Linked DNA regions of Homo sapiens: region 1 is linked to region 2. The links are chromatin contacts, found by Hi-C or POLR2A ChIA-PET in ENCODE. All regions are on one chromosome and are shown on one strand. Each heading gives the region's core, a stretch centred on a gene start or an enhancer-like site at or near the end of the contact. The rest is flanking DNA. Distances are from core to core; before and after follow the strand shown. Region 1 overlaps KALRN (kalirin RhoGEF kinase). Region 2 overlaps MYLK (myosin light chain kinase).

What was found. Hi-C counts contacts between places; a loop is a spot of excess contacts on that map. ChIA-PET counts read pairs that join two places held with the same protein, here RNA polymerase II (POLR2A). Pooled maps may share reads with other maps.
Region 1: a map of mammary epithelial cell shows a loop between it and region 2 (4-fold over the local background). The contact joins two enhancer-like sites. A Hi-C loop is called at or near these places in 1 of 168 maps with a recorded cell type or tissue (mammary epithelial cell), 2 of 37 single-sample maps with no recorded cell type and 6 of 50 pooled maps. POLR2A ChIA-PET finds 5 or more read pairs at or near these places in 1 of 52 experiments (AG04450).

The regions. Positions count from the first base shown.
Region 1 is chr3:124,067,925-124,073,112 of GRCh38, reverse strand. The region is part of intron 1 of KALRN (kalirin RhoGEF kinase); the gene reads right to left. Among named protein-coding and RNA genes, the nearest start is that of KALRN, 37 kb to the right of the region's middle. Within about 2 kb of position 3,197, at least 4 of the 41 ENCODE cell types and tissues checked have a DNase peak (open chromatin) inside an H3K27ac peak, as active enhancers do.
Region 2 is chr3:123,737,789-123,743,064 of GRCh38, reverse strand. It overlaps MYLK (myosin light chain kinase), which reads left to right. Exons shown (of 34, transcript NM_053025.4): 6 at 3,064-3,112; 7 at 4,003-4,168. Among named protein-coding and RNA genes, the nearest start is that of MYLK-AS2, 51 kb to the right of the region's middle. Within about 2 kb of position 3,109, at least 3 of the 41 ENCODE cell types and tissues checked have a DNase peak (open chromatin) inside an H3K27ac peak, as active enhancers do.

The DNA of each region.
Region 1 (5,188 bases), core at 1,948-4,447, 330 kb before region 2:
ACTGCCACAGGACCCTGGAGTGCTCAGTTCACTATAATCAGTGTAGGCTGATGCACTGGGGATGCCAAGCCGTCATCGGAACGTTGCATGATGAACATGTAATCAAGGCTTGGGAAGTCTGCAGAACAAGCCATGGTTCAACATCAGCAGGCCATGATGGGATGGACTAGCAAGAACAGTGCTGGTCCTGTTGGAGAACCAAAGGGCCCTGGTGGGCAGCCAGAGTCTGAATGGGCACCACCAGCTTCTGCTTCAACTTGCCTTTCAGAAGTGCCCTGGCTGGCCAGCAACTTCTACACAATCTTTCTCTAAATTGAACTCAGAGCAATTAATTAGGTTTTATATTACTAAATTACAATCGCATTTCAGCCAATATCCCTGAGATTATTTCCAGGTCACACTGATGGAGTCTTTTGCTTCACGTATTTGCAAAACACCTCCTGGTCCGTAGCTACAGATGGTAGATCACATCCATGTGGGATACACGGATGGACCCAATTTAACCCTCAGAGGCAGCTTCATTTCTATTATTTCCAGGTTCCTGGGGGTGTGGGAGGATGGGCTTCACTGTTACCTCCAGGAAACCTCTATGGGCTAAATTACCCTGGGCCAGGATCCCCATCTTCTCTTTTATTTCAAGGTTATTTCACAAGTAAAACAGGAGTTAATTTGCAGCAACCACCTCATCAATGGCATTGATTGACTTATCAGGTAAAACTGCAGATATCTGCTTTATTAACAGGAAGAGACCACTTTCAGGTGTTGGTTGGAAAGAGGGAGACAGACAGAGGAACAGAGACACAGAGAGCAGATACAGGGAGCAGATCGGAACAGAACAAGTCCAGGAATAAGAATGCACTGAGCTGCTGCCTTTACAAGGACTTGCAGAAGGAAGTGTAATATGTTCCTGGATTGTATTTAGAAAATTGATATCCACTACTTAAAAAGGAATAGCTCCTCTCCCACTACATTTATCTGGCCCAATATCCTCTTTTTCTTCCCTGGTGTCAACAGCCCATGGAAGAACATCCAGCTTTAGTCCTTAGAAGAAAAAACTTGAAAACTTGCATAGAAATACAACTTATTCCTCAAGTCTCAGACTCCCTAGCCTAGAAGAGACCTTCAAGAGGTCTTTTAGGAATCTCTGTGACTCAAGAACTGATGTGCCTAAGGGAAATTCTAACAGAGAAGACACTTTGCCATTTGGGAAATTCTCACCTTCCTATATAGTTGTGACATGGACATATTCTGCTCTCTTTCTCTGGGTTTAATTGAGGGGCAAGGCAATGTCGATGAAGAGAGCTATGGTTCAGATGTATCCCCTCCAAAATTTAGATGTTGAAACTTAATGGCCAATGTGATGGTATTAAGAGGTGGGGTCTTCAAGAAGTGACTAAATTATGAGGGCTTCTCCCCTCATCATGACTGAGATTAGGCCCTCACAAAAGAGGACACAGTATTCAAGGTGCCATCTTGGAAGCAGAGACTGAATCCTTACAACAAACCTGCCACCTCCTTGATCTTGGACTTCTCAGCCTCCAGAACTATGAGCAATATATTTCTGTTCTTTATAAATTACCAAGTACCAGGTATTTTGTTATAGAAGCACAGATAGACTAAGATGTCTTCTGCTCTCCTCTTTTGGGTTGAGTTGCAAGGCAATGTTGATGAAAAGAACCCAAGCTTTGGAGCCAGACAGCCTTAGGTGAGATCTTCGTTTTGAACATTTCTGGCAAATCACTTAACCTCTCTGGGTATGTTTTCGCGCTATAAACGGGAGTAACTACTTCCTTTCAGAGTTGTTGGGAGAAATAGAGATTGCATTTGGAAAGTGCTCAGTCAATGAATTTCCAGCAAACTTATACCTGCAAGGGATGGGATGACACCATTACAGAAGTCACCCACCAGGTAACATCTGACTGGGTTCAAATCACCAAGCATCCCAGCACACCTACACAGGCATGTACACCATGCCCCCCATGTCATCTAATCAGGCACAAGGCTGCCTCCCTCCCCTTCCTGATCACCTTCCACATAGAAATGCTAAGTTTTAAACATGAGGTTTAAACATGAATAGAAACCTTTCAATGACAGACATCAGCACACACACAAAAAAAAAAGACAGTGGAAGGGAGCAAGACAAGGCAGAAACTATCCCTAATTAAGGCAATTTCAATCATACAAATATTATATATGTGAAAGGGACTTTAACAGTCATTCAGTGAAATCCTCTCTTTTTATAGGTGGCAAAACTGAGACCCAGAAAGGAGAAGGGACAGGCCCACAACAATGCCAGAGGCATCCTAAAACCAAGACCTCCTGACTGGGCTGAGGATCCACTGAAATTGACACACAAGGCAAATGCCAGAGGAAGGGAAGGCCAAGCTTACATTTACATAGCCGCTATTTTATAAACAACACTGGGATAGGCACTGAGACTTAGGAAACAAGTTCCCAGCTTTCCTCCAGGAGCTTAACGGTCTGTCTAGCTGGGTAGCAAACACCTAACATGTGAAACAGTAATAATGAAAGTGGGTTTGTGATGACAAGTCATGGAATGTGTTCAGGGAGATCAGAGATGGAAACAGGGTGATGTCATAGAAGATCTCTTCCCCACAGGTAGTGGGACATGCTACAGACTCATAAAGACCATGGCTAGGATGCAAAGAACATTCAAGCAAAGGTTCCAGCAGGAACAAAGTCTTGGGAACTAGATTCAGTATGGTATGTTCTCGGTAAAGACAGAATGCCAGCAGGTTCTGCAAGGACCTGGTAAGTATGTATGTGGACGCTTCCTGGACCTCTCACCACGGATCATTGAGCTTGGTACTCAGAGCAGAGACTTTCAAGACTGCAAGTTTTTCAGCCATCACCACTTCACAGTCTCTGCCTTCACTCCACACATGCTATCTTTAACAGTTGTCTCTGTCCATAAGCGTTAGAGAGCAAGTCCCCAGAATATAGGGATCAAATCCAGCTAACTGTACTAACTGTAATCCTATCTTCGTCTCATTTTTCCTACCTTAATTTTTCCTCTGCCTCTATTTCATCACCTCCTTATTTTTCTTCATTTTATCTTGTTGTGGTACATTTTTTTAAGCTGTTGTAAATCCCTTTCAAAGCAAGATGATATCTAAATACATGCCTGCTAGTCAAGCCCATTCGCACAGCAGCCTGATAAGAAAGGCTCTCCAGTAGTCTCTCCTCCAGAAATATCTTGGCCGCCCCACTCACTGACTCACCAAATTCATCCTTCCAGGCCTAGGTCAAATGTTCTACAAACCATTCCCTAACTCCCCCAGGCAAAGCTCACCTCCCTTTCCTCTGAGCTTCAGCTGCATGTGGTATCTACTCCTTTAGAGCACTTACCCTAGTCCACTCTGAAATCCACTCTAAACACTGCTAAAAAATTAATTTTGCTAAAGCAAAGCAGTCCTACCATATAATTCCCTCACTCAAAAACACTCAATGGTTCCCCATTGCACAATGAAGGACTCTCTTACTTTACTACAGTTTACATTGTTTGATTTTCTACTTTTGTGCTATACACCTAAAAATCCAACCTGCCTGCCTTTCTTAAGCATGCCCTGTTCCCTGCTAAAGTGAAAGGGAGCAGCAGATTTCATGTGATTCTCTCTAGCACTGACCCTGGGCTGTGCACGACATAGAGGGACACGTGTCGACTCAGCTCTGGGAGATCCCCAGTCTCTCAGACATCTTAACCAGGTTCCCTCAGTATTTCCTCCTCCTCCTCCTCCTCCTCCTCCTCCTCCTCCTCCTCCTCCTCCTCCTCCTCCTCCTAGGTTTCCATGAGTTCCTTTCCCTCCAGGGTGATCCAATAGAAAGAATGTGGACTACAGAAATAGACAAATAGACTAATTGGTTCAAGTCTTAGCTCTGCCACTTAACAGCTGTGTGACTTTAGGCAAGTTCCTAGCCTCTTTGAGTCTGTTTATCTTAAAAATAGGGCCCAAAAAGGTCATTTTAAAGATTAATGAGATATTTGTGAAAATGCTCAATTTTATACCAAACGTGTGGAGGGTATTCAATAAATACTAGGTATGGTTACTAATGATTATTGTCCTTGCTGTTATTCATGCTTCAACATCCAGACAGACCAAAGCAGGAGGTCAGACACCCACTTTACATCCTCAGTCTTCAGTCTCAATGCAGGCACTGCCAGGGCCTGGAGGCTCTTTTCATATCACAAATCACATTACTACCTCATGCATCCAGTGGAAAATGTCACATTGTTCCTTCCTGAGACCATCACTCAGTGCGGGCTCTTCTTTACCCCTCCACAACTCCTCCAAGCTCCATGATATTTTTTTTTTCTTTTTGTAAAACTGATATGTCCCCAGTGCTTCTGTCAATAATCATTATTCAACTGCTGGGGAAAGGGTGTAAATCAATAAATATTTAAAATCTACCAGGCTTCTCTATCATCTCCAGACATGGCAGGGCAGAGGCCTTGATGTTCATCTATGATGAAGGCAGATGGGGAAGAGGGTTTTGTACTAGCTGCCTCTTATTTGTGTCTCTGGCCTAAGCACAGATATTGAGTATGTCAGGTGGAAACAGAGGTGCTGCTAGATGAACTCTAAAGATTAAATCTCACTCTATAGCACACTCAGCAAAAAAGAATCCTCCCAGGAACTTGAAATGTAGATGGATGTGGGACTGTCATTGGTGTCACTGGGCCAACCAGCCTTTTTGGTTTTAGTTCTAATTTCACAAAGTGGTCTGGATGCTCACATGCTGTAACCTCACAGGATGTCACAGAGGATGCTACCCGTGGAAAGGCAGGTTACACCAAGTAGAGGCTGACAAGGGCCCAGACAAGTATACTGAGTTCCACAGATGGAGGTGGGTGCTTTCCTCCCAGAAAGAAGACCATATCCCTAGCCCCAACTTCTAGAATTGGGATCTAGATCCTAGAACTGGGATTTGGTTAAGTTATCCAAACTTTGTCATCCTGCCCCCTCAATGATGAGATTTTCAGACTAGCCACTCAGGGTTAAAGGAGGCACTGCCTATGGAGTAGAAGCCATTTGTTCCTCTGTGTAAGTCTAGCTGGGCCCCATAGGAATCAGACCCATGGTTTGACCTCCTTAAGGCCACTGCCAACCAGCTGAGCTATGGCGTAGGGCCTCAGGAAACATGTGCAGTACATCAGGAGGCAGCTGGG
Region 2 (5,276 bases), core at 1,860-4,359:
GTGTTGTGCAGCCATCACTGCTATCTCATTCCAGGACTTGTTTATTACCCCAAATGGAAACCCCATACCTATTGAGCATTAATTCCCCATCCCCTCCTCCCCCAGCTCCTGGCAACTACTAACCACCATCTTTCTCTATGGATTTGCCTCTCCTGGACATTTCATATGAACGGAATCCTATCATACATGGCCTTTTGGGTCTGAGCTCCTTCACTTAATGCACTTTTTCAATGTCCATCCATGTTGTACCACGTGTTAGTACTTCATTCCTTTTACAGCTGAATAATACTTCATTGTATGGATGCACCACATTTTCTTTATCCATTCATCAGTTAATCAGTCTAATTTTTATAAAATCTTTATTCCCAGATGAAATGAGTGATACAGTAGTGTGGGTAGTACAATGGATGGTACACGGATATTTTGTGATGAAATGTTAGAGACTGGATAATGCTGTTGTATGGAGCGTGTTTAGAAGGCCCTATCCATCCTCTATTTGGATGCCAGATTTTACTTTCTTCCTCCCTGCCCCTTTTTTTGCAACTAGATTATGTTTTTCATGTTTTATTTCTTCTTTACCATTGTATTTATAGGTTTTAGAAAATACAGCTGAATAAAATTACTCAGAGTACCACAACCCCCAAAATAATCAGTATTAATAACATGATACCTTTTCTTGTCATTTTCCTGTCTTTGGGTATTTTAGTTTTACCTAATTATGATCACATTAAATAGGTAATTTTGTATGCTGCACAAAATGTATTTAACAAATATTTAAATACCTACAATGTGCTGGGATTTGTTCCGGATACATCTGATGAGTGAATAAGAAGTTCTAGTGGGGATATGGGTTGGGTCTTTAGCATATAGATGATATTTAAAGCTATGGGACTAAGACCTCCTGGGAGAAATTAGATGGAGCTGGGGAGAGGCCCAGGACTCAGCCCTAGGGTGCCCCAGCATGCAAAGGTTGAGCAGAGAAGGAGGTTGAGAGAAGATGAATAACCTGGTAAAAGCAGGAAAGTCTAGAAGAGAAAGTGCTTTGAAGGGGAGTGGGACCTTGTGTCAGATACTACTGAGCATCTGAGTGAGATGGAGACAGAGTGTCAACCATTGGGTTTGACAAGATTGTGGCTGGGATGGAGCCCAGTGGAGCGGAGAGGATCATAGCCCATTTGGAGTGTGCTGAGGAACGAATGAGATAATATCCTAACATGTACCTGCACGTTTCAGATATTCTTAAACATAATTTAATGGCAGAATAAGATGTCTAATTGTACATTTTACCTGACTACTTATTTTCTTCCTACTGAGTGACATTTATGTTGCTTCTAACTTTCACTATTACAAATAAGATAAAAGTGAATAGCTGTGTAAACTTTCTCTTCTAACTTTAGCGTCGTTTCCTTTGAATGGAGTCACAGAAACGGAGGTGCTGTCCCAAGAGCAGAGCATCTTTAAAGCTTATGATTTTTCCTCACTCAAGTATTTCCAGGAGGACTGGACAGTTGGCTCTGCCTCCAGCAGCATCTGAGGGCCCAGCATCTTGACTGTCAGTTGGGTCCTTTCAAAACAAGTCTCTCCTTTTATCAATTTAGAAGTTCTTTTACTTTTGAATAGAGAATGGAATGACAAAAACCAAAACACTTTCAGGAATGAAAACTAGACACAGCTCACTAAGTAATGTTAAACAGAAATGCCTGTATCGTAATCACCAATTATATGGAGCCACAGCTTAAATGTGATGCCAGTGTTTGTTATTAATCCCTTTTCACTAAAGTTCTGGTGGAATCTTAAACCGGGTGTGGCTGATGAAAATAGCCATGATTTTTCTCCTCCACACCTATGTTCTTACACAGTCATATAAATGTGATCAGAGTCAAAGTTAAGGAAGTTTACTCTTTTGCAGTAAACTCCCTGCAAATTCCCCACAGCAACTGTCTGCTGATATCAGAGGATGACTCTACCCTCCCTGGGATAGGGTTTTATAAACATCCCCAGCTTGCGGCAAAAGAAGAACAACTTTCAGGGTGATCATCATCTCAAAAAAGACCTCTTCCTCCCACCCCACCCCTCAAAATAAAACTCCCACTACTTTAGAGTTATTTCATGGTGACATTGTGAATTGTCCCTCCCAGCTGCAGGAGCTGGATGAAAGGAGCTAACCCCAGCTGCCTTGCTGGCTTTGCTATTTAATGGCCTCCTGCCTAGCACGGCAACAGCTCACCCAGGATCAGCAGCGCCCAGTAGGATAGCGCCTACTATGGCCTCATCATCTCACCTAGGACCGACTGGCAGTGCCCAGCATAGCAGCGCCTTGCCCAGGACTGGCAGTGTCTAGCATAGCAGCGCCTTGCCCAGGACTGGCAGTGTCCAGCATAGCAGCGCCTTGCCCAGGACTGGCAGTGTCCAGCATAGCAGCACCTTGCCCAGGACTGGCAGTGTTCAGTGTGGCAGCACTGCAGATTCTGCAGGAGCTGCTGGCTCCGCTGTAGCTCATCTGCAGTGACCTGTCCTGCTCTCTTTCAGCTTGCTGCTACTTGCCAGGCCTTAAGTGGAAGAATGGAGTGTTGATTGTGTCAGTCAAGAGTAGGTGTGGTAAGAGATAGGCATGGGCCTTTCCCTCCCTCCCTTTAACTGAGAAAATGTTCTGGAGAGGTCCTGAATCACCCCCAAATAATCCCCAAAATGGAAGGTAGAGCGTACTACCCTAACAACTCAGCAGGGTGGTTGAGAGTTTTAGAATCTGGCAGACCTGGGTGAATTTCTGCACTGTTACTGACTTTGTGACCTTGTATGGATGACTTAACTTCTCTGAATCTTATTTCTCTCATCTGTTTAAAAAATAGGATAATGTAGTATCAGCTTCATAAAATTATTGCAAGAAATTCACATGATAATGTATGTAAACACCTACCATAGTATCCATAGTGACACAGCCCATGCTCAGTCAAGATTAATGATCACCATCACTATCCCACCCACCCCTGCTGTTGAATCTTTTTACTTTCATTGCTCCAAGTTGGTGGCTCAGACCTGACTCATCAACTCTTTTTCTTGCAGGAAGTTTTGCGAAGCAGCTTGGTCAGCCTGTTGTTTCCAAAACCTTAGGGTAAGTCCTGGATGTTCAAGACAGAGTAAGGGTTGGATTGCTTTCCTGCTGACTTGAGCAGGATAGGTCTGGGGAGTAAGTCTTGGCTCTCCTAGGTTATAATAACCAAAGGGCGGGAGCCTAGTACAATGAGATGTGTCATTTACACAGCACCTCCTGACCTGGCTGCCTCTGTGATTGGCTCCTTTGACTGGCCCAGCTGCTAAATGTAAGGAAGTGGGAGAGGTGGCCAGAGTCTGCAGTGGACTCTAACAATCAAGGCAATAGTCAGAAGATTGAAATAAGCAAGCCTAGAAGAGGCGGGTAACAGTAGCTGCTGTAACAGACAAGCCTCAAATCACAGTGGCTCAACCCAGGGAAAGTTTGTTTCTTACTCAGGGAAAGTTCAGTTCAGATATCCTGGAACATGGGGAGAGCCTTCCACATTATCTTCCAGGAGCCCAGGCTTCTTCCATTTTATAGTTTCATCTCCTAGGCCCTTGAGCCCCCACTGGGCCTTCTGCATCTCACCAGCAGAGTGGACGAGAGACTGCAGAGCCTCACAGGAGGTTCTTATGAGTCGGCCCTGGAAGTGGCATACAGCTCTTCTGCTCATGGTCTCCTGGCTAAAACCCAGGCTTTCAGCCAGGGCTCAGTGGAATTCAGGCATGCCTAACTGCAAGGAAGGCTAGTAAATGAAGTCTAGCTGCATGCCCAAGAGGTAGAGGAAATAGGTTTTGGTGCCACACATTTTTCTAGAGAGAGCATGAGAAAGTTTCTGAGGCATAAAATTGGGAAGGCTACACTTTGATGGCTTCTGACCTTAACTTAGTGCCTTTGAGTGAGGTGGAGAGAGGATGGTTGAATTGCTGCCTTGTCTGGGACTGGATTCTCTGCCAATTTCCTTACAGGGATAGATTTTCAGCTCCAGCAGTGGAGACCCGTCCTAGCATCTGGGGGGAGTGCCCACCAAAGTTTGCTACCAAGCTGGGCCGAGTTGTGGTCAAAGAAGGACAGATGGGACGATTCTCCTGCAAGATCACTGGCCGGCCCCAACCGCAGGTCACCTGGCTCAAGGTGAGGTTTCTGTCTGCCCTGACCCTGATCCAGCCTGTATTAGTCTGTTCTCATGCTGCTAATAGACATACCCGAGACTGGGTAATTTATGAAGGAAAGAGGTTTAATGGACTCACCGTTCCACATGGCTGGGGAGGCCTCACAATCATGACAGAAGGTGAATGAGGAGCCAAGTCATGCCTTATATGGCGGCAGGCAAGAGAGCATGTGCAGGGGAACTCCTCTTTATAAAACCATCAGATCACATGAGACTTATTCACTGTCATGAGAATAGCATGAGAAAACCCACCCTATGATTCAGTTACCTCCCACTGGGTCCCTCCCACAACACGTGGGAATTATGGGAGCTACATTTCAAGATGAGATTTGGGTGGGGACACAGCCAAACCATATCATAGCCCTAGGGACCCTGAAAATTCAGGGTTAGACCCTTCAACTAGTAGGAGTCTTTCCATTCTGTTCCTCCTGTTTCAGGCGGTTCTCAGGGGTTCTCTGTATGTTTGTTAGGGATGCATGTTCCTGTCCCTATTACAACTCTCCCTCTGTTACTCAGACCACAGTGTTCTGACAATTCTCACACTCACAAAATAGCAGAAAACTTCTGAGTCAAGACAAGCCTGACAATCTCAAGAGTGGACTGTGAAGTTAGGGTTCTAGGTGTTAAGCCACAGCTCCCTGGTTTATAAAGCCTGTGAAGCTGGATAAGTCATTTGACTTCTTGGAATCCTGGTTTCCTTATCGGTGAGATAGAAATAATACCACCTACCTCAAAATATTGTCAGGAGCCTCCATGTAGAAGGGATTTATAAATCATTCAGGGCTGGGGGAAGTGAAGCTTAAGGGGGAGAGGTGGGCGGGCAGGGAGGCAGTGGCATGGGGTTGGGGATGGCTGTTAAACAGGGCAGTGAGGATCCTAGGGGAACAGGTAGAGTCATGGCCAGGGGAATAGGTTTTTCAGAGTTGGAATGCCTGGGTAAAAGTGGGTATTGACACCTTTTACCTGCTTCCTAATTCTCTTGAACTCCCCTAGGAAAAGAATAAAAGGAATGGGGAGGTAAGGAAAAACTGAAGTGAGGAATATGGGATTTCCTACCTCAAACTCAGGCTC